5 separate regions of the Homo sapiens genome follow, and all the other regions are linked to region 1. The links are chromatin loops, found by intact Hi-C in ENCODE. Cell type or tissue: B cell. All regions are shown on one strand.

Region 1 (5,000 bases):
GAGGGTGTGGCCTTATTTGGAGGCAGGTTTGTTGCGGATGCAAGGGAGTTAAGAGGAGGATGCATCCTGCATGATGGGGACTCTAAATCTAATGACTGGTTCCTTATAAGGCCAGGTGAAGGCACAGAGATACCCAGACACAGACAGAAGGCGGCCAGGTCACAACAGAGGCAGAGACTGGGGCCACGTGTCCACCAGCCAAGCAGTGCCAGGCGTGGCTGGCAGGCGCCCGAGTTCCTCCTCACCATCCTCAGAAGGAATGAACCATCCCTGCCCATAGCCTGATTTGGGGCCTCTGGGCTCCAGAATCGTGAGACAATAAATGCCTGTTGCATGAAGCCACTCAGTTTGTGATCAATTGTCCTGGCAGCCCCAGGATCCTAGCACAGATGCTGAGGGCAGCCACAGCAGAAGGCGCCACAGGCATGGAGATTCTTCCCTGGTAGGTGACACAAAAAGACCAAGTCACGGCGGGCATGGTGGCTCACACTTATAATCCCAGCCCTTCAGGAGGCCAAGGCAGGAGGATCACTTGAGCCCAGGAGTTTGAGAAGAGCCTGGGCGACATAGTGAGAGCCCAGCTCTACAAAAAGTACAAAAATTATCCAGCCATGGTGGCACGCACCTGTACTCCCAGCTACTCGGGAAGCTGAGGTGGGAGGATCGCTTGAGCCCAGGACTTCGAGGCTGCAGTGAGCTAGGATCGTGCCACTGCACTCCAAGCTGGATGACAGAGCAAGACAGTCTCGATCTGTTGCCCAGGCTGGAGTGCAGTGGCGTGATCTCAGCTCATTGCAAGCTCCCGGGTTCACGCCATTCTCCTGCCTCAGCCTCCCGAGTAGCTGGGACTACAGGCGCCTGCCACCGCACCCAGCTAATTTTTTGTATTTTTAGTAGAGATGGGGTTTCACCGTGTTAGCCAGGATGGTCTCAATCTCCTGACCACTTGCTCCACCCGCCTCAGCCTCCCAAAGTGCTGGGATTACAGGCGTGGGCCACTGCACCTGGCCAAAATTTTTTTTTTAAAAGAATAAAGGAAGTGTGGCTCATGAGAGACTGGTTATTTACTTTTGTGTGTGTGTGCGTGCGTGCGTGCGTGCGTGTGTGTGTGTGGAGACAGGGGTCTCACTATGTTGCCCAGGCTGGTCTCCAACTCCTGAGCTCAAGCAATCCTCCTGCCTCAGCCTCCCAAAGTGCTAGGATTATAGGCGTGAGCCACCATGCCTGGTAGTTAATTTTCTTTTAATTGATTTAAGCAGAAATTCTCAGCCAGGTGCGGTGGCTCACGTCTATAATCCCAGCACCTTGGGAGGCTGAGGCAGGCGGATCACCTGAGGTCAGGAGTTCGACACTGGCCAACATGGCAAAACCCTGTCACTACTAAAAATACAAAAATTAGCCAGGCAGGCCGGGCACGGTGGCTCATGCCTGTAATCCCAGCACTTTGGGAGGCCGAAGAGGGCAGATCACCTGAAATCGGGAGTTTGAGACCAGCCTGACCAACATGGAAAAACCCCATCTCTACTAAAAATACAAAATTAGCTGGTCGTGGTGGCACACACCTGTAATCCCAGCTACTCGGGAGGCTGAGGCAGGAAAATCGTTTCTACCTGGGAGGCAGAGGTTGCGGTGAGCCAAGATGGCACCATTGCACTCCAGCCTGGGCAACAAGAGTGAAACTCCATCTCAAAAAAAAAAAAAAAAATTAGCTGGGCGTGGCGGGGCATGCCCATTATCCCAGCTACTGGGGAGGCGAAGGCAGGAGAATTGCTTGGAGGCAGAGGATGCAGTGAGCTGAGATCACACCACTGCACTCCAGCCTAGGTGACAGAGCGAGACTCTGTCTCACACAAAAAAATAAATAAATAAAATTAAATAAATAATAAAATAAAACATCCAAATTGTCTTTATTTTTCTATATTTGTTTTGTTAAGCTATTCAGATTGTTTTTATTTAAAGATAGTAATAAAATGTTTTCATTACGTATATTTTAAATACCACCTCTCCCTAAAAAAATCCTAAAGTAAACAACCCTTTGCAGACCGGAAGGTGGGAAACGGGAAGGGGTAAAAAAGACGGTGCAGGCGCCGCACCTGCTGAGCTGCAAAGTCACCTCTGGATTTCTCTCCAAAGCAAAAGCAGGAGGCTCCAGACAGCAGGAGATGGAAACGGGGCGTTGGGCAAGGACGGTGCCGTCGTGTGGTCACTAGGTGGCGATGCGGCTCCGTGCTACCCGCCCCAGATCGCCCCGAGCCTCTGGGGTTAAAAACCAAGTCTGCAGAGCGTGGAAAAAAAACCTTTTTTCCACGAGATAACCACATCCACATTCTTCCGCCCCGGAGGAAGTCACCTGTCACAGGTGTTCAGGATGTGGCAGGCCCACGGGAGTGACTGGTCAGGCAGCGGGCCTGGCACGTCTAAAGCTTCCTAGGCTCCCACAGCACGCCGCCTGGGGCACGGCACCCAGGACGGTGGCAGAGCTGACCTGACTCGAGTGACCGGCAGCGTCTGCAGGGAGGATGGGGACGAGGAAAAGGCTCCCACTGCGCCGGGCCTCACCTTTGAGTGAGGATCCAGCCTCCCCATTCTGCTCCCTGAGGGGGCACCTGGGTCTCCTGGTGACTCTGTGGGCATGAAAGGTGCTGAGCTCACAGTGCGGGGGCTCCCATCTGGCCACCCACTGCACGGGCCGTGAGAGCAGCACCCAGGCCTCCGAGGTGTCCCTAGGGTGGCTCCGGGGCCTGGCTCTGAAAAGGATGGCCCGCTTCTGCCCAGACGCTGCCCTGGTCACGCTCACAGCAGCCCGGGTGACTCAGGGTGACACGCTCCCCCGCCCTCCACCGCAAGCAGGGCTTAGCTGGTCTAGGGAAAGAAGGTGTCTTTTCTGCCCAATTTGTAATCCCCTTACTACTGAGGTGTGTCCAAGTCCCAGCCAGAGCGACTCCTTCCTGCACCACCCCCTCCCTGCCAGGAGCCCCAGCAAGCACAAAGCTGGGGGTCACGGTGTGGGGGCTGCCAGTGGCAGCAGGTGGCTGGCGTGGGATTCCAAGCTCTGCCACCAAAGAGACTCCGGCCGCCCCAGGATGCGGCCTCGGAGCATCGTGCCAGCCTCCAGGGATCCCAGCGCCGTTTCCTCTGCACAGCTCCTGCCCACGGGCAAGCGAGTGCCACCTGCTCCTTCCACTGCAGCGTCCGGGCTCCCTTGCCGCAGAAGGCAGGAATCCAGAGGAACGGGGCCAGCTGGCAGCGTCTGGGAACCGGCATTTGTTCTGAACAGGCAGTACCCAGCTCAGAGCAGACGTGGTTCTCAGGGGCTGCTGGGCACAGGCTGGAGTTTGTCCACAGAGATGGCATTATGAGCAGGGTCGGTCTCTCAGGCTGGCCCACAAAACCCACAAAACCCACAGAACCCGCAGGCCTCTCCGCGCCTTCTCCATGGCCCTGCTCCTGAGGAAGGCCCTTGGCCACGGGGATTCCGTCCCAGACTCCGGAGGCCATCGGGGACCATGAAATCACGCTGACCTCGGGAGGCCGGAGACAAGCAGCCATGTGACCTAGGCAAGTTCATGCACTCTCTGGGCCTTACTTTCTTCATCCATTAAGTGGGTACAACTGTGTCGACACTCAGAGGTTGTTGAGAATATCAAAGGGGTCAAGACCTGTACACCCATGAAAAGCACCTGGCAGAGGTCACATGAGCCCAAAGGTCCCCTCCACCCGCGGTGGCTGCCGTCACCTCTGCCTCTTGCTTCCGGAACACCCCCTCCCTCCGGCCAGTGCCTCCCTTGCTGACAGCCTCTGCTCGGTCTCCCTTCCACATTCTTCTTCCTCTTCCTGGCCAATCCTTGTCACGTGTGCCCCAGCCCAATCCGTGGGCTCACCTGGATCCATAGGTGGCTAAAGGCCACCTATGAGCTGAGGACGCCAAAGCAACTCTCCCAGGCCAGACCTCAGCCTGGACTCAGGGCTTGGCTTAGGCCCATCAACTAGGAGGCCACACTTAACAGACTCTCCGGACCGGGCACAGTGGCTCACACCTGTGATCCCAGCCCTTTGGGCGGCCCAGGCAAGAGGATCACTTGAGCCCAGGAGTTCAAGACCAGCCCGGGCAACACAGCAAGACCCCGTCTCTACAAAAAATACAAAAAACTAGCCAGGCGGCCGGGCACAGTGGCTTACGCCTGTAATCCCACCACTTTGGGAGGCCGAGGTGGGCGGATCACCTGAGGTCAGGAGTTCGAGACCAGCCTGGCCAACATGGTGAAACCCCGTCTCTACTAAAAATACAAAAAAAAAATTAGCCGAGTATGGTGGTGGGCACCTGTAATCCCAGCTACTCTGGAGGCTGAGACAGGAGAATCGCTTGAATCCAGGAGGCAGAGGTTGCAGTGAGCTGAGATCATGCCATTGTACTCAAGCCTGGGTGACAGAGTGAGACTCTGTCTCAAAAAAAAAAAAAAAAAAAAACTAGCCGGGCATGGTCGCATGTGCCTATAGTCCCAGCTACTCGGGAGGCTGAGGTGGGAGGATCACCTGAGCCAGAGAAGGTCGAGGCTGCAGTGAGCTGTGATCATGCCACTGCACTCCGGTCTGGGAGACAGAATGAGACCATTTTTAAAAAAAAAAAGTGGGAAAGCCCAAATTTTACATGCATTTTGCGTCAAATTTCTAAAGCAGGGAGATTCTGAAAAGTCGCCCGTCTGGTTCTCAAAGCAGTCGCCCGTCCTGGTTCTCCAGGATGCCTGGGTCAGAGCATGAATAACCACCCCGCTCCCCACGCACGGAGCCTCGCAGTGGCTCGAGCTGAGAATCAAAGCGGCCGATCCAGGGCCTGGTGACTCCACCAGACAGGAAATACAGAGGCTTCTAGCAATCTGCTCTGCCATTTGAAAGTCCTGGGTTTGATCCTGCGCTTCTCAACCCAACACTAACAGGTCTGCAGTGGGAGGAGGTCGAGAGGGAGGGTGGCGCCAAGCTGGCTGCATGGCCGGGGGACTCCA
Region 2 (5,000 bases), 170 kb after region 1:
ACAGAGCGCTCAGAGAATCCAGCACCCACACCCCCTATGCCCTCAATGGCACAACATTTTGCCTAAGAATATCTCTTCTCCTCTGGCAACACCTACTCACCAGTTCTCCTTTCAAATACCAGTGGCTTGGGAAACCCAAATGACCCGGGAAGAGCTGGCACTTGCTCACTGGGCTCCCACAGCACTTAGCTTATGCGTTGTTACTGCACTTTTAGTGGCGTCTTGTAATTATCTGATTATGTCACATCTTTTCCAAATGCCAGGCGCTCCTTGCGGCAAAGATGACGTCCTGCTGGTCACTATGGACAGGCTTGGCATGGAGGGCTCAATTCATCCAATAAAAAAAAGTTCACTTGGCCAGGCATGGTGGCTTACGCCTGTAATCCCAGCACTTTGGGAGGCCGAGGCAGGTGGATCATGACGTCAGGAGATCGAGACCATCCTGGCTAACACGGTGAAACCCCCGTCTCTACTAAAAACACAAAAACAAATTAGCCAGGTGTGGTGGCGTTCGCCTGTAGTCCCAGCTACTCGGGAGGCTGAGGCAGGAGAATGGCCTGAACCCGGGAGGCGGAGCTTGCAGTGAGCTGAGATTGCGCCACTGCACTCCAGTCTGGGCGACACAGCGAGACTCCACCTCAGGAAAAAAAAAAAAAAAAAAAAAAGTTCACTTGAGGCCGGGCACAGTGGTTCGTGCCTGTAATCGCAGCACTTTGGGAGGCTGAGGCGGGCAGGTCACGAGGTCAGGAGTTCGAGACCAGCCTGGCCAACATAGTGAACCCTGTCTCTACTAAAAATACAAAAATTAGCCGGGTGTGGTGGCGCACGCCTGTAGTCCCAGCTACTCAGGAGGCTGAGACAGAAGAATCACTTGAACCCAGAAGGCAGAGGGTGCAATGAGCCGAGATCCTGCCACTGTACTCCAGCCTGGGCGACAGAGAGGGAGTCCGTCTCAAAAAAACAAAACAAAACAAAAAAACCCCAAAACAAAAAAAAAGTTCACTTGAGTGCCTATTCTGTGCCACATGGAGATGCGATGGAGATGAAGCCTGGAGAATTCCTGACCTGGAGGGGCTCGTAATCAACCACCGTACATCTCAGGTATCTTTGGATTTCTAGGGCCTAGCACTAGATTTGAGCGGCACAAGGTGCTGAATGTCTGAGCTGGAGGCTGGCAAGACAAAGCACATCTTCTCCATGCAGAGAGTTGTTTTTTTGTACTTTCCATGGGCAAAAAAAGCGTATCTATCTCCTCTCTGAAAGAACATTATTTCCTCCCTATTGGGTCTTATTTATAATTATGCCAAGTATTTTATGAGAAAATGAAATTATTAATATATACGACCCTTTCAGGTTAATTCATTACAGCTTCAGCCTTAAGGATGAGTTACTGTCCTTCCTTTCTTTGCTCCCTAATGTCTTTCCCCAATTTAATGAGTTAAACTACAAACAGCAGTTATTACCAAGCAGCTAATGACCAAATGCTTGCAGATGGTGTGAGAAAGTACTGCATATGTTTCAATTAGGATGTTCTTTGTTGATTTTCTCCTGTAGTTTCAAGACATGGAAGTTGATCTCTCTTCAATCAGGATAAAAGGAGCTCACAAACAGTAGACCCTGAAAATGTGTGCCCAAGAGAACTTCTGGTTTAGAGGGGTCAGGACTGGAAATGCGCATTCTGCCTGTGTCCCAGCCTGGCTCTCCCCAACACCCCCAGGGGCTGTGGAAGGCCAGTTGCCGCCCAAGGGTAGGCTGCACGCTTCCCCCACTGGCCAGCATTCTCCTCTGCACTCCCAGAAACAAGATAATCCAAACTGCCTGGGTCCAGTTCTTAAAGGACACACAAAATTCTTTTTTTTCTTTTTTCTTGAGATGAAGTTTTGCTCTTGTTGCCCAGGCTGGAGTGCAATGGCACAATCTTGGCTCACCGCAACCTCCACCTCCCAGGTTCAAGCAATTCTTCCTGCCACAGCCTCCCAAGTAGCTGGGATTACAGGCGCCCGCCACCAGGCCTGGCTAATTTTTGTATTTTTTAGGAGAGACTGGGTTTCACCACGTTGGCCAGGCTGGTCTTGAACTCCTGACCTCAGGTGATCTGCCCGCCTCGGCCTCCCAAAGTGCTGCGATTACAGGCACGAACCACCGCACCCAGCCAGGACACACAAAATTCTAACATGAATTCTTCTAACAGTGTCTTGTAATGATCTGATTATGTCACATCTAAGAAGCCAAGCTCACCATGCAGGGGATTCCTCTCTATCCTCAAAGTACAGTAAATCATCTCTCAAAGGAAGGAGAACCTTTACATTTCCAAATGCAGAAATTCAAATCTGGGAGTGGCCAAGTGAGAGCTCTGGGAACCATTACAAAGCCTCCCCCACCTCACTCCCTAGTCCTGAGGAAAGGGCTTCTTTGGGGAAGATTTCATGTTGTTCTTAAATATTTTTTGTTTTCATACACACCTCACCTACCATTTCTATGTACAGAACCAGGCTTTGAAAAAAGAAATCTTGAAGTGTTATTTCTGTGGATTAGAAAAGTTCTTTCCCTGAGCCACCAGGATTAGGTGACAAATTGGAATAGAAGCTTTATATGTGGTTTCTGTGCTAATGCTGCCCCCTAGGGATGGAAAGTTACAAGGCACCGAGACACCAGCTTGACTGCTCTGGGAGAGACCACACATAGCTGCCGGCTTTTTACTATACTATGGGGACCAGGGCTTCGAGGACAGAGTGGGAGGGTAAAGTCTTTCTGGAATAAATCAAAGTTCAATTTTATCTTTATCATAGTAACTACAAACAAAACTACCAATTCCCTTAGTTACTCAAATACAGACGACTGTTTCTCTCGAATGGCTGTTTAACAGAATCACCGAGACTATATCAGCAACGCCTAGGCAATGGCATCATGTGGACATTTATATAAAAATTCCAAGACCAAGGCCGGGCGCGGTAGCTCACATCTGTAATCCCAGCACTTTGGGAGGCCGAGACAGGCGGATCCCGAGGTCAGGAGATCGAGACGATCCTGGCTAACACGGTGAAACCCCGTTTCTACTAAAAATACAAAAAAATTAGCCGGGCGTGGTGGCGGGCGCCTGTAGTCCCAGCTACTCGGGAGGCTGAGGCAGGAGAATGGCGTGAACCTGGGAGGCAGAGCTTGCAGTGAGTGGAGATCACGCCACTGCACTCCAGCCTGGGCGACAGAGTGAGACTCCGTCTCAAAAAAAAAAAAAAAAAAAATCCGAAACCAGTATGTGAGCTCCTACTAAGGACTATGGGTCCTGCTCTGCAGTGGGGACACACATTAAGTGTAATATACAGTTAAGACATGATTGTAAGTGCTGAGGAGAAAAAAATAAAGGAAGAATGCACTGGGGTGGAGAGGGGGAAATAGTTCACGATTATAAACTGGTGGTCAGGGAAGGCCTCTCTGCGAAGGTGCATGTAAGTGAAGACTTAAGAAAGGCGAGGGAGAGAGTCTGGTGCTATCTGGGGGAAAGAATTCCAGGCACCAGGAACAGGGAGGAGCAGGGTGGGCAGAGCTGTAAGGTGGAGAGGAGGGTTGGGTTTGCAGGCTGCCTGGGGCCTGAGCCCAGAGTAAACAGATGCTGAAGAAGAGCCTCTGCAATGGCTGTGCATGAGGTTGATTCCCAAAGAACCCCACCTGCAGGGATCCCTTTCACGGGGAGCTCTCAAGCCTTCTGAGCTGCGCCTCTGAAGGTGGGGCCTCTCCCGCCTTCCTGCCGAGCTTCTCACAGCCTGGAAAGGGCAGGAGGGGAGGCTGTGACTAAGCCCCTTCCAAAGGATTTGCTCCCCATAGATGCTCCATACAATACAGGTTGTGGAACCGAAGTTACTACAGCAATGACTTTTTTTTTTTTTTTTTTGAGACAGGGTCTCATTCTGTCACCCAGGCTGGGGTGCAGTCAGTGGTGCCATCATAGCTCACTGGGCTCAAGCCTGGGCTCAAGTGATCCTGCCCCCTCAGTGCCCAGAGTAGCTGTGACCACAGGCACATGCCACCATACCTGGCTAATTTTTTGTACAGACCAGGTCTTGCTATGTTGCTCAGACTGGTCTCAAACTCCTGGGCTCAAAGGATGCACCCGCCTCGGCCTCCCATATGCTGGGATTACAGTTGTGAGGCACTGTGCCTGGCCAGCCATGACTTTTAAACTATAAACTGTGGCCCTATGGTGGGTTGTAAAGTCACTTCAGTAGATTATGACTAGTGGATTTAAAGTTAGAACAAAAATACTAGGGCACATTCCATGTGTCAAGTATTTGTTTTATAAAACTGTTTCTGTTCCACCTATATTTATTTATGTTTGGATGAAGCTTATGGTAATTTATATTTCTTACTATAGGTCACAAACAAAAAAGTTTAAAAGCCATTAATTTAGAATTCATTCAGAATTAAAGTTTCTTTAAAAAGGCACCAAAAGGCTCATTCTCACAATAGGAAGTCCCAAGGATCACTGCCAGGAACTGAAAACCAGCCCCATCTCTAGTTACCCTGGAGGTGACTCTGCTGATAAGGAACAATGCCCGGGAACCAGGGGAACCCCCCAGCCTTCTCCATCCTGCAGGAGCAGGGCCATGCATAGGAAGCAGATCTAATCATTTCAAACTGTCAAATAGAAACACTGTTATCACTTGGGCAGAAACAAGCCAGGCTGACCTTGTCTTTGCTCACTGCTTGGGCTACCTCTGGGCTTCCCAGGGTTTTGCTGGGAATCTTGGCCTGGCAGGAACAGCCAGCAAAACCAGCTCCTGCCTGCTGGAACTCCACTGTCAGCATGCCCTGGAAGAGAGGCTGCAGATTCCAGGAAGCCTCCTTCCAGGTAGGACAAAGACCATCTTGACACTCCTCCTCATGCCCAGGCTGACAACAGCTGGACTTAAAGTCACTGGATCAGATTGGGGAAAGGAGCCACTGGGGTCTGGGCATGGGATGGGAAGGAGGAAGTCGAGGCTTCATCCTGAGTCATTCAGCAG
Region 3 (5,000 bases), 330 kb after region 1:
ACACCTGTAATTGCAGCACTTTGGGAGGTCAAGGCGGGTGTATCACATGAGGTCAGGAGTTGGATACCAGCCGGGCCAACATGGTGAAACCCCGTGTCTACTAAAAATACCAAAAAAAAAATTAGCTGGGCAGTAGTGGCACACGCCTGTAATCCCAGCTACTCAAGAGGCAGAGGCAAGAGAATCGCGTGAGCCTGGGAGGCGGAGGTTGCAGTGAGCCGAGATCACGCCACTGCACTCTTGTCTGCGCGACAGAGTGAGACCCTATCTCAAAAAAAAAAAAAAAAAAATCAAACCTTGACCATATCTGAAATTGTCTTTTTCATGCCTTCTCTTGCTCAATTGTGCCTGGAATCTGGTCGATTTTATTAATTTTAAATACAAACCAGTTATTTTATTAGTTTTAATAAGACCTTTCCAAAAATTGATTTTTTTTCTTTTTAACTTATTACTGTAGTCCTAATATATGTGTTAAATAAAAAGAATGAAACTTAATGACATTCAGCTCAGGTGGTTAGCATAGAAAAGAGAATAGGGGCTGGGCATGGTGGCTCATGCCTGTAATCCCAGCAATTTGGGAGGCTGAGGCAGGCGGATCACGAGGTCAGGAGATCGAGACCGTCGTGGCTAACACGGTGAAACCGCATCTCTACTAAAAGTACAAAAAATTAGCCGCGTGTGGTGGCAGGCACCTGTAGTCCCAGCTACTCGGGAGGCTGAGGCAGGAGAATGGCGTGAACCCGGGAGGCAGAGCTGGCAGTGAGCCGAGATTGTGCCACTGCACTCTAGCCGGCGCGACAGAGCGAGACTCCCTCTCAAAAAAAAAAAAGAAAAAACAAGCTCAAACCCCCGAAAGTAAAAGCATATGAGGAGAAATTAAAAGGAAGAGACGAACATATACTCTGTTTTATGGAATTAAGTGTTTTCCCACTTAAAAAAATAGAGCAAGTTAAAACAAAAAAAATTTCTGCCACAACGTATCACCTGAATCTAATCATGAGACATTAAACCTAAATTGAATAATTTATTTTTTTTTTCTTTTTGAGACAGTTGCTCTGTTGCCCAGGCTGGAGTGCAGTGGTGTGATCTCGGCTCACTGCAACCTCTGCCCCCCGGGTTCAAGTGATTCTCCTGCCTAAGCCTCCCCAGTAGCTGGTATTACAGTCACCCACCACCACACCTGGCTAATTTTTGTAGTTTCAGTAGGGACAGGGTTTCACCATGTTGGCCAGGGTGGTCTTGAACTCCTAATCTCAGGTGATCCACCCGCCTTGGCCTCCCAAAGTGCTGGGATTACAGGCGTGAGCCACCACGCCTGGCCTGTTTTATTTTCTAATAGAGACAGGAGTCTCGCTATGTTGCCCAGGCTGGCCTTGAACTCCTGGGCTCAAGGGATCCTCTCACCTTGGCCTCCCTGAGTGCTGGGATTACAGGTGTGAGCCATTATGCCTGGCCCCAGTTGTTTGAATCATAGCCGAAGTACATGCAGATTTGTAGTGATTTAGAGATCTCTTGCTGTACATACCTGGGAAACTGCACCCAACATCTGCTGGCCATGTATAAGACAAACCATGTGGCTTTCAAGACCCCAAGGCTAGCTGGGCACGGTGGCTCATGCCTTTAACCCCAGCACATTGGGAGGCTGAGGCAGGCGGATCCCCTGAGGTGAGGAGTTCACGACCAGCTTGGCCAACATGGGGAAACCCCGTCTCTACAAAAATTCAAAAATTAGCTAGACATGATGGCAGGGGCCTGTAATCCCAGCTACTCGGGAGGCTGAGGCAGGTGAATTGCTTGAACCCGGGAGGCGGAGGTTGGAGATCGTGTCACTGCACTCCAGACTGGGTGACAGAGCAAGATTCCATATCAAAAAAAAAAAAAAAAAAAAAGACCCTAAGGCTCTCAGAGATACCCAGGAGCTGTCCCTGCCCCCTCTCCTTCTGGGTAATGGCCCCCATGCCACAGCCCTGGGATGGCCTCTAACCTGAGGGCCTTCCTGCCTGCACAAAGCCTCGCCCAGGTGTGTACTCTGCCACCTTGTGGTGGGACCTTTTTCATCAGCCGCCTGCATAAATGTGGTAAAATGTTAATATTTGGGAGATGTAGATGAGAAGGGTATTTGGAAATTCTTCATACTATTCTTGAGACTTTCTTTTGAGTCTCAAGTCACTCAAGTAAAAAGTTAAAAAGAAAAAGCTAAAATTACTTATTGGAAAGGATTTGTTAAAAACAAACAAAAATTTGGTTGTATTTAAAATGAATAAATTTAGACAAACTTCAGTCTGCACTGGTCGAGGGAGAATAGAAATCGGCTATTTTAGAATGGAAGAGATGATTTCAGATACAGTAGATAGATTTTTTTTTTTTTTTTTTGAGACGGAGTCTTGCTCTGTCGCCCAGGCCGGAGTGCAGTGGCGTGATCTTGGCTCCACCGCAACCTCCATCTCCCTGGTTCAAGCAATTCCCCTACCTCACCCTCTGGAGTAGCTGGGATTGCAGGCGCACGCCACCATGCCCGGCTAATTTTTTTGTATTTTTAGTAGAGATGGGGTTTCACTATGTTGGCCAGCCTGGTCTCAAACTCCTGACCTCAGGCAATCCACCCACCTCAGCCTCATGACTTCAGGCAATCCGCCTGCCTCAGCCTCCCAAAGTGCTGGGATTACAGCATGAGCCACCATGCCTGGCCTTTTGTTTGTTTGTTTGTTTTTTGAGATGGAGTCTCCCTCTGTCGCCCAGGCTGGAGTGCAGTGGCATGATCTTGGCTCACTGCAATCTCCACCTCCTGGGTTGAAGCGATTCTCCTGCCTCAGCCTCCCCGAGTAGCTGGGGCTACAGGCATGCGCCACCATGTCCAGCTAATTTTTTTTTTTGTAGTTTTAGTAGAGACAAGGTTTTACCATGTTGACGAGGCTGGTCTCAAACTCTTGACCTGAGGTGATCCACCCACCTTGGCCTCCCAAAGTGCTGGTATGACAGGTGTGAGCCACCGCACCTGGTCAGTAGATGTTTATAAAAAGTGAGATGTTACTATAAATCATTTAATGGCATAAATCTGAAATTAAGACACATTTGTAGAAAATTGTAAATTGCTAAAATTGACTGACATATACAAAACCCAAATAAACCACTTACACATGTCGCAAAAGTCTTGAAGAGAGTTTGATAAAATTCCTAAAAAACATACAGGCTTGGTATTTCTTTGGGAATACTTTTGAGTATGGATTCATTTCATATTTAGTGTATTTAGTGGTTTAAATATTTTTTTGCATTCTTTTTATTTTCTAATTTTATTTTTTGAGTCAGTGGGATCTATGGAATGTATGTATTTTTCTTTTAGTATTCAGGATTGCTTTTGATGCTTGCCTTTTTTTTTTTTTTTTTTTTTTTTTGAGATGGAGTTTCACTCTGTCACCCAGGCTGGAGTGCAGCAGTACAATCCCGGCTCACTGCAACCTCTGCCTCCTGAGTTCAAGTGATTCTCACGCCTCAGCCTCCCAAGTAGCTGGTATTACAGGCACCCACCACCACACCTGGCTAATTTTTGTATTTTTAGTAGAGACAGGGTTTTCCCCATGTTGGCCATGCTGGTCTTGAATTCCTGGCCTCAAGTGATCCACCCACCCTGGCCTCCCAAAGTGCAGGGATTATAGGCGTGAGCCACTGTGTCTGGCCAAAATTGCTATATATCTATGTTTTTGTTTATTTACTAGACAGGAGTGTAGCCATGAACAGTGTATAAGATTGCTTTGTATGTTTATCACCTTTGCCTATATTTCTTTAGGGGTTGTCTTTCTCATTTATTTTTAGCATATATTTTATATATAAATTCACTTTGTCTTATGAACACTGCAAAAATCTTGAGTAGAATGTGGTAAAATTCCTGGTGTTTCCCCAATGGCTATATTTTTTAAGATGAATCCATTTCATTTAATGTTGAGTGGTTTATTCTGGTTTTCTGTTTGTCAGTCAATTTTAGTAATTTATATTTTCTAGAAAAGTATCCCATTTAATTTTGAATTTATGGCAATTGTTTATACTGATCTTACAATTATAAACCTCGACCGTATCTGAAATTGTCTTTTTCATGTGCACAAATGGTTTATCTTTGCCTTCTCTTACTCAATTGTGCCTGGCTTCCGGTCAATTTTATTAATCTTAAATACAAACCAATTACTTTATTAGGTTTAATCAAACCTTTCCAAGAATTGATTTTAGTTTTTTCTTTTTAATGTATTATTAAAGTCCTAATACCTTTTTTTTTTTTTTTTTTTTTTTTTTTTTGAGATGGAGTCTCGCTCTGTCGCGCAGGCTGGAGTGCAGTGGCATGATCTCGGCTCACTGCAAGCTCCGCCTTCCGGGTTCATGCCATTCTCCTGCCTCAGCCTCCCGCATAGCTGGGATTGCCAGTGCCTGCCACCAAGCCTGGCTAATTTTTGTGTGTGTGTGTGTGTGTGTGTTTTTAGTAGAGACTAGGTTTCACCATGTTAGCCAGGATGGTCTCGATCTCCTGACCTCATGATCCGCCCACCTCGGACTCCCAAAGTGCTGGGATTACAGGAGTGAGCCACTGCACCCGGCTAGTCCTAATACATATGTTAAATACAAGGAGTGAAACTTAATGACATTTAGCTCAGGTGGCTTCCACAGAAAAAAGAATAGGGAGCATCTACCCCCATTGTCCAGTCTGTGTCTTCCAGAAAAAGATATTTAAAAAAGAGAAAAAAAGAGCAAAACCCCAAAGGTAAAAGAGAATGAGCAGAAATTTAAAAAGAAGGGAGGAAGATGGCCAGGCGCGGGGGCTCACGCCTGCAATCCCAGCACTTCGGGAGGCCGAGGCAGCAAGATCACCTGAGGTCAGGAGTTCAAGACCAGCGTGGCCAACATAGTGAAACCCCATCTCTACTAAAAATACAAAAATTAGCTGGGCGTAGTGGCACGTGCCTGTAATTCCAGCTACTTGGGAGGCTGAGGCAGGAGAATCACTTGAACCCAGGAGG
Region 4 (5,000 bases), 180 kb after region 1:
ATTCTTATCCCTCTGCACACACGCTAGGTTCTGCACAGACAAGAATTAGAAGCCCCAGAGGGGACAGGCTTTCCTGGGCCATATCCCAGGGGACAGGGGAGGTGTGACTTTGGCATGGTGTAGTGGCTCATGCCTGTAAATCCCAGCACTTTGGAACACTGAGGCAGGAAGATCACTTGAGGCCAGGAGTTTGAGACAAGCCTGGACAACAAAGCAAGACACCCTCTACGAAAAATAAATTTAAAAAAATTAGCTGAGTGTAGTGGTGCCCACTTACAGTCCCAGCTACTCAGGAGGCTGAGGCAGGGGGATTGCTTGAGCCCAGGAGGTCGGGCTGCAGTGAGCTAGGATCACATCACTGCGCTCCAGCCTGGGTGACAGAGCAAGACCCTCTCAAAACAAACAAACAAACAAACAAACGAACAAAGGAGCAAGGTCATGAAGCCTATAGCGCTAACTCTATTCAAATTCTTTTTTTTTTTTGAGGTGGAGTTTCGCTCTTGTTGCCCAGGCTGTAACGCAATGGTGCGATCTCAGCTCACTGAAACCTCCGCCTCCTGGGTTCAAGAGATTCTCCTGCCTCAGCCTCCTGAGTAGCTGGGATTACAGGCATGCACCACCATGCCTGGCTAATTTTGTATTTTTAGTAGAGACGGGGTTTCTCTATGTTGGTCAGGCTGGTCTTGAACTCCTGACCTCAGATGATCCGCCCACCTCAGCCTTCCAAAGTGCTGGGATTACAGGCGTGAGCTACTGCGCCTGGCCCTCTTCTTTTTTCTTTTTTTTTTTGAGACAGAGTCTTGCTCTGTTGCCCAGGCTAGAGTGCAACGCGATCTCGGCTCACTGTAACCTTCGTCTCCCAGGTTCAAGTGATTCTCGTCTCAGCCTTCCAAGTAGCTGGGACTACAGGCATATGCCACCAGGCCCGGCTAATTTTTTTGTATTTTTAGGAGAGATAGGGTTTTGCCATGTTGGTCAGGCTGATCTTGAACTCCTGGTCTCAAGTGATCGGCCCGCCTTGGCCTCCCAAAGTGGGAGGCATTGACCACCGCGGCCAGCCTCAAGTTCTTTCCATGCCAAAGAAATTTCTTTCTCTCCAGCTATATACCTTATAATTTTATGCAAACTTTTAACACAAAACAAAGCTGCCCTTAAAAGTGCTGACGGCAGTTGCAAAAAGTATGATTCTGAACCAAGTCAAGCCCCATCTGTGAGAACTGTCGCTGGGGAACCCCACCGAGCTGCACCTGCATTGAGTACTCAGGCCAAGCCAGTGGCCTCTGCTTCCTCACAGTCTCCCGTCCGTCCTGTCTGCCTGGCTGTGTGACCAACACAGCTCTCATGGGGCTCCTGGCACACAAAAGATACCTGGACATTAGAGGGGCACCACAGGGGAATACACACACAATTGGGAGGAGCAGCTTCCGGCTGAAAAGTCTGGGCCCCCTATGCCCCTATTCTTAAGGAATAATGGCATTTCCGGCCTAACAACTGGGAGAGAAAGAAAACTCCTAAACATACAGTGCAACCTGAGCCACGACACAGAAAAGCCACTGGACTCAGGTTCCAAGCACTTCCTCTCTGGTCATTGTCCCAGGCTAGATTCAAGGCTGGCCCTGGGTCTATGACCAGGTGTGCATCCAGCTGGGGCACTTCAAAATGGGACCAGTGAACACTGGACATAACCTCATCCAAGGCCCATTATTTCCCATAGGGAAGGGTTATTGTTCCTTAAAAGCCAAACCAAACCAAAACCCACCAACCACATGAAACGAACCTCGTAAGAGAACTAACTAGTGGCCTGACCTAAGAGAAATACCACTACAGACCACATACATCTCCCTTGTTTTTAGGGCACTCTGACGTATGGTTTACATAGTGTGGAAAACAGAAGTGATTTCATTTTCTAATGGCATTAATTCTAATTTGTCCAGGTGTTAATTTTAGAGCAAACACATGTGATTTAGAGACTGCTCAGCACGTGCTTCTGCAACATCAGCCAAGGAGTCGCTATCTGCTGTTGTCTTTTGCTTCTGGATGTTACATGCTCTACTGTATGGGTGGTCTGGGCAATGCCATCTGCGTTCACTAAAGGTGGGCACTAGGTAAATTATCTCCATTGTAAGACTGGACTACTAATCACAGAACCATATTCTTTTGGTTTTCTTGCCATTTTCTCAGGCTTTCCTCTATAAAAGGAAAACAAAAAGGAAAACTAGAAGAAAAAATGAAATAAAAGATCCAAGCCATATCGAAAGGCCACTTATATGGCTTCTGGTAAATTATAATAATGGCAAACCCTTACAAAGGGACCATCCTAAGCACTTTGGGCTTAACCATTTGTCTGTCTTTTATATTTGTGTTAGCATCCTCAGATTGGAAAGAACTGACTAAGAACAGGTCTGGAATTACCATTCAATCGCTATGAGAGTAGGTGAATCCCCTTCCAGTCCTGGCCTGACCTCATTCTCCACTTCCTGTGCAGAGTCCTGGGAGTGTTGCTCAGGAAATCCTAGGAATCAGAGTCTGCCCAAGGGGAAGGGTTGTCTATGCAGAGACCATTAGAGTAACTAAATCAGAATCCAGTAGAATCAGGGGAAGGAGGATACTGGAATGTAAGGGAGCTAGAAAAACAGCTCTTTGCTCTCTTCCAGGTTCCTGGTTTACATACACAGCCCCAGCCCTGTTATTACACACCCACACTCTTAACTGGAGCAGTAAGACCACAGTGATCTTTCCAGGGGGTAACCAGATTTTGCGACTGTTCTTGGTATTCTACCTTCTCCTACACACCTGTCTTCGTCTTGGTGGTACTGAGGTTTCCTCCCAGTTCAGAGATGTGCACTCCAATGCCTGACGCCCCACTGTGGAGCCAAAGGGCCCCGGCTACATAAATTTGCCAATACTCAGGCATGTGCCCAAATCTAGGTTTACTTCTGAGGCTCTGGGGCCCTCTGCTGACCGCCTGCTGTAACTTTTAGCTCCTCACCAGACCAATAAGAAAACCAGTCTGAAAAATCTTCCCATTTTACTGCCATCTACAAGACTTTCAATTATGTTCTCTGAGCTTCTGCAATGTCAATATATTACCTGCGTTTCATAAACAGGATCAGAAGAATGTTAAGGCTGACAGGCCCTGGGCAGGGAACTAACCATCGCCAAGGACTGACCTACGTTACCACCTCCCCAAGCGCAGAGAAAAATGAGATTCAGAGATTCATGCCACCTGGCGTCCCCACATGACCTGGTGGTCAGGAAAATGGCTCTGGGCCCGCCTGAGTAGTCCACCATGGCTACTTACTAAAGTGACCTCAGGTGAGTGACCTCACCTCTCCCAGCTTCAGCTTCCCTATCTATAAAAGGAGTGCTTATAAGGAGGCCGGCACTCGTAGTGACAAATATCAACTGCTGCTCTGCCATGGCTCCAGTCACAACTGTGCCTCCTGGGCCTGCTACCCTCCAAGCACGCTTCCAGGAAACCCTGCACTGTGAGAGCTACAGCAGTGGGACAAGCTGCAGAGGCTGCTCCTCACACAGAAGGTGACGGAGCAGATTTCTCGACTCCACTTCATCAGGGAAGACATGAGAGCTGGACTGGATAAATTAAGAGGCAAAGGTCTGCAGACAAGCTGAGGAGGCCGAGCTCCTAGAGAGGAAGTGGGGAGCATGGCTGGTTTATCAGTTGCTCTCCAATAACCCTGATCACACAGGGACTAGAAATGGCCTCAATAGAGCAAAGAGGAAATTTATGGGAGCCACAAGTGTAGAATATTTTAAAAGTTATTGAGTAAAGTTGTAAAATTTAAGAGTACAGAGATTAGATACAGTGGAATGAATAACAGCAGCAGCTACCATTTATTGAGTGCTTATGGATGAAACATCTTAGTTATCAAGTCATTTAATCCTCCTAACAGACTTTTCAGGAGGATCCTGTCACCCTCGGGTAGGGGTGGTGGTGGTGCGGTGGCGGGGGGGCGGTGCACACAGCTAACAAGTGGTGGGACAGGCATCTGAACATGGCCATGCTGCTCCAGCCAGCCCCTGCTAAAGGCACTGGACTAAGGGCCTGTTTGTCACCATCTAGTGACATATTTTGGGCAAATCCTTCAGCCCTAGAATGGTGCAGAACAGGGCAAGCTGTGGTCCGGCCAGCCTCACAAGGGGCTGGGTTGTGAGGATGCAGGCGCTGAGCGCACTGGTGCACACACACCGTAACAAGTGTAACGAGGCTGTTGGTGAGTCTGGGGGAATGCGGTGAAGCCTCTCAGCAGTAGGAGTGCTGACCAGAGTCCCTTGAGGGTCCTCCCTGCCTCACATTTCTGGAAGCCTAAGTGATCACCAGATGTGCAATTATTTGATAAGGCTTAGCTCCAGGCGCTATGACAACAGACACAAAATCAAAACCACTGAAATCGAGAGAATAGCCCTGTCATGGAATCTCCCATGGAATGTGCTACTGCAAGGAACAATTAAACAAAAAAAGAAAGGCAGGCACCACTGAGAGAAGAGCGTATCTGTGTGAGTGCCTGCATTTCTAACAACTGGCCCTGTGGGAATGAGCATCTTTAGACCCTCAGCAGGAGAGACTATCATGCTCCTCCAGGTCCCTCACCCGCCTTTCTGCTAAGCGGCCAGAGTCCCTGGGCAGGTGAGCCAGGCGGCTCCACAGTCGGCTTTAAGAAACACAATAGGGACCCTGTATGCACAGCGAGTCCCTTAGGGTCCTGGGAGTCTCTTGCTGGGATCATTACATCCTCAGTCCTCTGCTACCAGAATAATCATGTGACAAGCTAAATCTGATCATTTCACTACCCTGTTTAATGACCATGGATAGACTTCCTGCTGCAATCAGGAAGAAGTCCACGTTCTTCACACAAGGGACATCTCCCCCACGAGCTGGCCCTGAAGCTTCCAGCCTCCTCAGAGCTCGCCCTGGAAACACACGCTCCCCTCTACTTTAACACTCTGTGTCCTCTTCCGGAAGTCTCTTCATGCTCTAA
Region 5 (5,000 bases), 210 kb after region 1:
TCAGGGAGGTCGGCGACATCTGAGGCCCCAGGTCGCTGCCGGGTTCTCGGAGCCCACGCTGACTCTAGACTTCCTTGGCTCTGAAATGCAGGTGGGTGTGGGCTCTGCCACCTGCCGGGGGGTCAGCAGTTGCCTCTGCGAGTTTCGAGGGGAGAAACCTGAGGGGCTGCAGCAGCCCTGCAGAGGGAGTGGGAGTGGCAGCATAGTCCATGTTCACTCACAGCTCCCAGCCTCCTCCAAGGCGGGCCAAGGGGAGAGGCAGGTGCTTCTACCATTAGCATCTGACATGAGGGATAAAGTAGCTGAAATACAGGGGTAAAAAACTATTTCCACAGGGCCAAGCAGAAACAAAAATAAAATTTTTATTCATATTGGCGTTTTGTTATAATGCGTATGTATTTTTACCTTTCCCTATTTCGGGTTGTCAGCTCTCTCCCTTCTGAATAATCACTGAAACAGCAAGCATGGTATTTGACTCTTAATGGGAAGGCAGGGTGGGAAGGGAGGCAAGCAACATTTGCCTTTTATTATTTTTCTTCTTCTTTAAAAGAATCTAACAAACACATCTACTCTATGCTGTATTTACTGTGCTTCAATAGCAGGTAAGGGAAGAGGATGTGCTTGCGTGTGTAATTAACCAAAACCTTCCCAGGATCAAGAAGTCTGTGATGAATAGATTCACTATGCTTTTAAATTTTAAAAAGTGAAATTTTAAAAAGTGAAAACTGACAGAAGTACTCAGACACAAGTAGAGTTAAAAATCCTGAAGCCTCCTTGCTATGACGCCAGCCCTGCTCAGTACGTGACGGAAGGGAGGCTCACAGGGATGGTGTCTGCGACCCACTCAGCTCTGCCATTTACCATCACCTGACTTTAAGCCAGTGTCTATTTTGTAGGGCTGCTGTGGGGACCAATATGAGCTGAGAGCTCTGCCAGGCACCCTACATGATATACCTGTAAGGGAGCGTCCTTCTGCGGCCTGAACCTGAAGCTCTTCAGAGGGACCCATGCTGGGCTCTGAAGAAAGTGACTCACCTTGGAGGAGCAAGGGCAGGTCACATTCCATGATGAGAAATTCTCACACCACCCTCCTTCATATTTGACTCACATCATGCAGCATGGACTTCCACTCCAGTAAATGAGTCCTCATTTGTGGGCTTAAAAATCTTTTTGTTACCCAGCTATTTGGTTCTTGTCAACGCTACTTCCTGAATAAAGGTCTTCCCTGATAGTAGGAACAAGTGGCCCAAGCTTCATTCATCTCTAGATAAATGTGAAGGCCGTGCTCAGCACAGGAGTCAGCTGACTGGCTGGGCCCCAAATTAGAGTGCTGTTAATAAGTGCCAACCACCCGCCATCACAGCTGGAGCTGCCCTGGCATTGATAGCTGGTCCACACTCATTTACATTCTCTTCACGCAGCCATGCAGCTACTGTAGGAGGCTGCAGATGCCTGTTTTTTAACCAACAAACTGGTTCACTGCAGATGTGAATTTTGGTTGTACTTCACGGCTGTAAAGTTAAAAACAGCAAATGCTACAAAGAATAGGATGGGAACCTAGAAAGGGCAGAAAAACAAGCAGGGAAGAAAGCTGGCAGGTGAGAAAAGATAAATAAATACAAGTGACATTGGGAAAAGATGGGTGGTTACACAACCACACACACATTTGCAGTTTCCACGAAAAGACTACACCAGATGTTCTTCAGTTACTCTGATTAAACTCTCACCACCTGATGGTCTCTCGTCGTTAGCGCTTGCTTCATGAGTGTGCCTAAACCTCCACCTTGTGGCCCTAAGTTTCTGGAAAACTTGACTTACACAGCTCTGAGTTTATAAAGCAAAGTTATGGCTGTGGCAAGGCAGAAAAGACTCAACAGTGAAACTTCTGACCCTAAGAATACATATTCCAGAAGCATCACCTTCAAATCTCCTTTTATGTAACACTCTTCAGTCTCACACCAAACACACCCAATTCATTCCTAAAAGCAGCACACTGAAAACAAACTAATGAATTCTTTATCTGAGAACACACAAGGGAGCTGAGAGCCTTGACAAAAGCATTCCATCATATCAATGAAACAAAGACTCTCTCCATTTCATCAAAGATACAGTGTCTTATTCTTCAGGGATTCCAGAGGACTGATTCCAGCCATTCAAGTCCTCCTCCAGAGGCCGTCTTATATTAATACGTTTATATTAATGCCGTATTAATATAAACGCCTCATTTCAGAGCGACAAGTTCCTGAAAAGCCAACTGGAATTTATATTACTGGCAAAGACACTGCAATGAGAAAGCAGGTGCCCTTAGTCTCACACGGGTCAAAATTAGCTTGTGGCTCATGTCTTAAATATCAGGAATCCTCAAGGATTAGCGACTGCTTTAGCCATCTTGCTACAAAGAATGGCATAAGGAGAATTTGCACAACTGAGAAAGGTAAAAGCGTATGCGCTAATAACATGGACTTCTTAGATAAAGTCTAAATGCACGTAGCGATTTGCTTTGGTACTGAGCCCAAAAGAACTGTGTCAATTCTGCTTACAAAACAGTGTTTTGCTGACACATACTTTTCAAACACCCAAGAGGAAGAAAACCCTTTCCTCATGGAGCATCTGTGCCACCTAGTGGCAACTCGTTCCACAGCCCACAAATAAGGACAGAAGATTAGGCATAAACTCTCCTTTCTCATCCAAAGGACAAGGTGGGGACTTCTCTCATTCCTCTGGTGGTCACTGAGCCAGCTCCACCAGGCCGTCACTGCCTCAGGTCCCCATATAACATTTTTCACTTTATTTTCCATGATGGGCCAAACACCTACAATCCTTACCCTAACATTAGAAACTAAAATGTGAATGCTGTTATCCATAGGTGAAAGTCAAGTTCTGAAACATACTGTAATCCATCATGTAATCATAACACACATTCTCTCCACTGCAAAACGTTGCTGAGGGGCATAAAAAGATGTGAATAAATGAAAAAACATACTTTAAACTTAGCATGGCCCAGCATTTCTAAGCTAATAATAATCTCCCTGATGGGCACCTTACCCCTCTCCTCCTCTTTCCTCCTTTTGCTGCTCATTTCAGACTCCAAAATCTTTTTCCAGCCTAGATCTCTCCCTGTGTTACTGACCCGGATCACTGATCTAGGGTCACTGATTTATGGAGCACCTACTATGTGCCAGGCATTGTAAAAACACGTACACACTGGATGTCTCCCCTAAAAACTCAACATGTCCAAAACAAAAGTAATCTCTCCTGAATCTTTTGGATTCCATTTCCAGTTTTGTAAACAGCATCATCAACTACATAGTGGTCCAAACCAGACACGCCTGTGAGACCTCTGGCTTTCTCCCCACCTTCACATGCAACATATCACCTTCTAATCCTCTACCTCTCAAATCTGCTCCTGTTCTCCAACTCCAAGGGCAGTTATGGTCCTTATGATCCTTATCAGTCAGGATGTGCTAGGTTATGCTGCTGGAACAAACTCAAACCTCAGTAGTTCAAAACAGACTTTGTTCTCACTCATGCTGCACATCCCTCTTGGCAGAGGGAAAAAATGAACCATATGCCCTTTAAAAAAAACTGCGGTAGGCTGGGCACGGTGGCTCACCCTGTAATCCCAGCACTTTGGGAGGCCAAGGCAGGCAGATCACCTGAGGTCAGGAGTTCGAGACCAGACGGACCAACATGGAGAAACCCCGCCTCTACAAAAATACAACATTAGCCGGGCGTGGTGGCACATGCAGGTAATCACAGCTACTCGGGAGGCTGGGGCAGGAGAATTGCTTGAACCTGGGAGGCGGAGGTTATGGTGAGCCAAGATCATACCATTGCACTCCAGCCTGGGCAAGAAGAGCGAAACTCCATCTCAACAAAAACTAAAACAAAACAAAACAAAACAAAACAAAACAAAACAAAACAAAACAAAACACCACTCTGGGAGGCCGAAGCAGGTGGAGGATTACGAGGTCAGGAGATCAAGATCATCCTGGCTAACATGGTGAAACCCCGTCTCTACTAAAAATGCAAAAAATTAGCCGGGCATGGTGGCATGTGCCTGTAGTCCCAGCTATTCAGGAGGCTGAGGCAGGAGAATCGCTTGCACCCGGAAGGTGGAGGTTGCAGTGAGCTGAGATTGCACCACTGCACTCCAGCCTGAGCAACACAGCGACACTCCATCTCAAAAAAAAAAAAAAAAAAAATTGTGGTGAAAACACACAATACAAAAACTACCCAATTAACACATTTTTAAGTGTACAGGGTCTGTTAGCAAAATGTTGTACAGCTGATCTCTAAACAACTTAATCTGGCATGACTGAAACTTCCCACTGCACAGTGACTCCCCACTTTGCCTTCTCCCAGCCTCTGGCACCCAGGGTTCTACTTTGTGTTTCTATGAGTCTGACTACTTTAGATCCTGCATTTAAGTGGAATCGTGCAGTATCTGTCCTTCTATGACTGGCTAATTGCACTGAACACAATGTCCCTCAAGGTGGTTTATCTGTGTTGTTAGTATGTGCCAGGAGTTCCTTCTTTTCAAAGGCTGCATAATATACCAAATTTTAACCATTCATCTGTTGACGAACATGTCAGTAAGTGGTTTCCATCTTGTGGCTACTGTGAATAATGCTGCAATGAACACAGGAACATGCTGAGATCCTTTCCCAAAGGATTTCAATTCCTTTCCACCGGCTGCCTTTTCACTCTGTTGATGGTTTCCTTTGCTGAAAGCATCTTAGTAGTCACTTGCCTGTTTTTTGCTTTTGTCACCTTGTTTTTGGTATTATACCCAGGAAATCATTGCCAAGACTGATGTCATGAAGCTTTCCACCTACGTTTTCTTCTAGTTTTTATAGTTTCAGGTCTTACACTTAAGTCTTTAATCCATTTAAAGAGTTGATTTTTGTGTTATGATATGAGATATGGTATCAGCGTCTAAGTTCATTCTTTTGCATGTGGATATTCAGTTTACAGAGCACCATTAATCAGAGACTACC

Evidence for each region. A loop is a pair of places that touch in the nucleus more often than their neighbours do. Peaks named below come from ENCODE experiments on the same cell type or tissue, not always from the same donor. Only the 100,000 strongest peaks of a DNase experiment are listed, where the experiment ranks them.
Region 2: it touches region 1 in a loop (27-fold over the local background); 101 of 110 quality-filtered maps call a loop at or near these places.
Region 3: it touches region 1 in a loop (12-fold over the local background); 6 of 110 quality-filtered maps call a loop at or near these places.
Region 4: it touches region 1 in a loop (8-fold over the local background); 102 of 110 quality-filtered maps call a loop at or near these places.
Region 5: it touches region 1 in a loop (18-fold over the local background); 90 of 110 quality-filtered maps call a loop at or near these places.

Annotation. Positions count from the first base shown.
Region 1 is chr7:5,492,585-5,497,584 of GRCh38, forward strand. All of the region lies in intron 3 of FBXL18 (F-box and leucine rich repeat protein 18), which reads right to left. It overlaps MIR589 (microRNA 589), which reads right to left and starts at 3,333; the gene lies at 3,235-3,333. RefSeq lists enhancers at 2,477-2,556, 2,627-2,676. In B cell, CTCF peaks have their summits at 2,209 (motif pointing right) and 2,409; DNase peaks (open chromatin) are centred at 2,297 and 3,358; H3K4me3 peaks cover 446 bases; H3K27ac peaks cover 1,322 bases.
Region 2 is chr7:5,662,944-5,667,943 of GRCh38, forward strand. All of the region lies in intron 13 of RNF216 (ring finger protein 216), which reads right to left. RNF216-IT1 (RNF216 intronic transcript 1) reads right to left here. Exons shown (of 3, transcript NR_046834.1): 2 at 3,667-3,761. Among named protein-coding and RNA genes, the nearest start is that of RNF216-IT1, 15 kb to the right of the region's middle. In B cell, CTCF peaks have their summits at 2,592 (motif pointing left) and 2,791; a DNase peak (open chromatin) is centred at 2,618.
Region 3 is chr7:5,825,924-5,830,923 of GRCh38, forward strand. It overlaps the pseudogene ZNF815P. Among named protein-coding and RNA genes, the nearest start is that of RNF216, 47 kb to the left of the region's middle. In B cell, a CTCF peak has its summit at 2,024 (motif pointing left); a DNase peak (open chromatin) is centred at 2,038.
Region 4 is chr7:5,675,244-5,680,243 of GRCh38, forward strand. All of the region lies in intron 13 of RNF216 (ring finger protein 216), which reads right to left. All of the region lies in intron 1 of RNF216-IT1 (RNF216 intronic transcript 1), which reads right to left. Among named protein-coding and RNA genes, the nearest start is that of RNF216-IT1, 2.7 kb to the right of the region's middle. In B cell, CTCF peaks have their summits at 2,995 (motif pointing left) and 3,202; DNase peaks (open chromatin) are centred at 2,928 and 4,235; H3K4me3 peaks cover 575 bases; H3K27ac peaks cover 2,191 bases.
Region 5 is chr7:5,702,035-5,707,034 of GRCh38, forward strand. The region is part of intron 13 of RNF216 (ring finger protein 216); the gene reads right to left. Among named protein-coding and RNA genes, the nearest start is that of MIR6874, 7.4 kb to the right of the region's middle. RefSeq lists an enhancer at 1-1,115. In B cell, a CTCF peak has its summit at 2,617 (motif pointing left); a DNase peak (open chromatin) is centred at 2,617.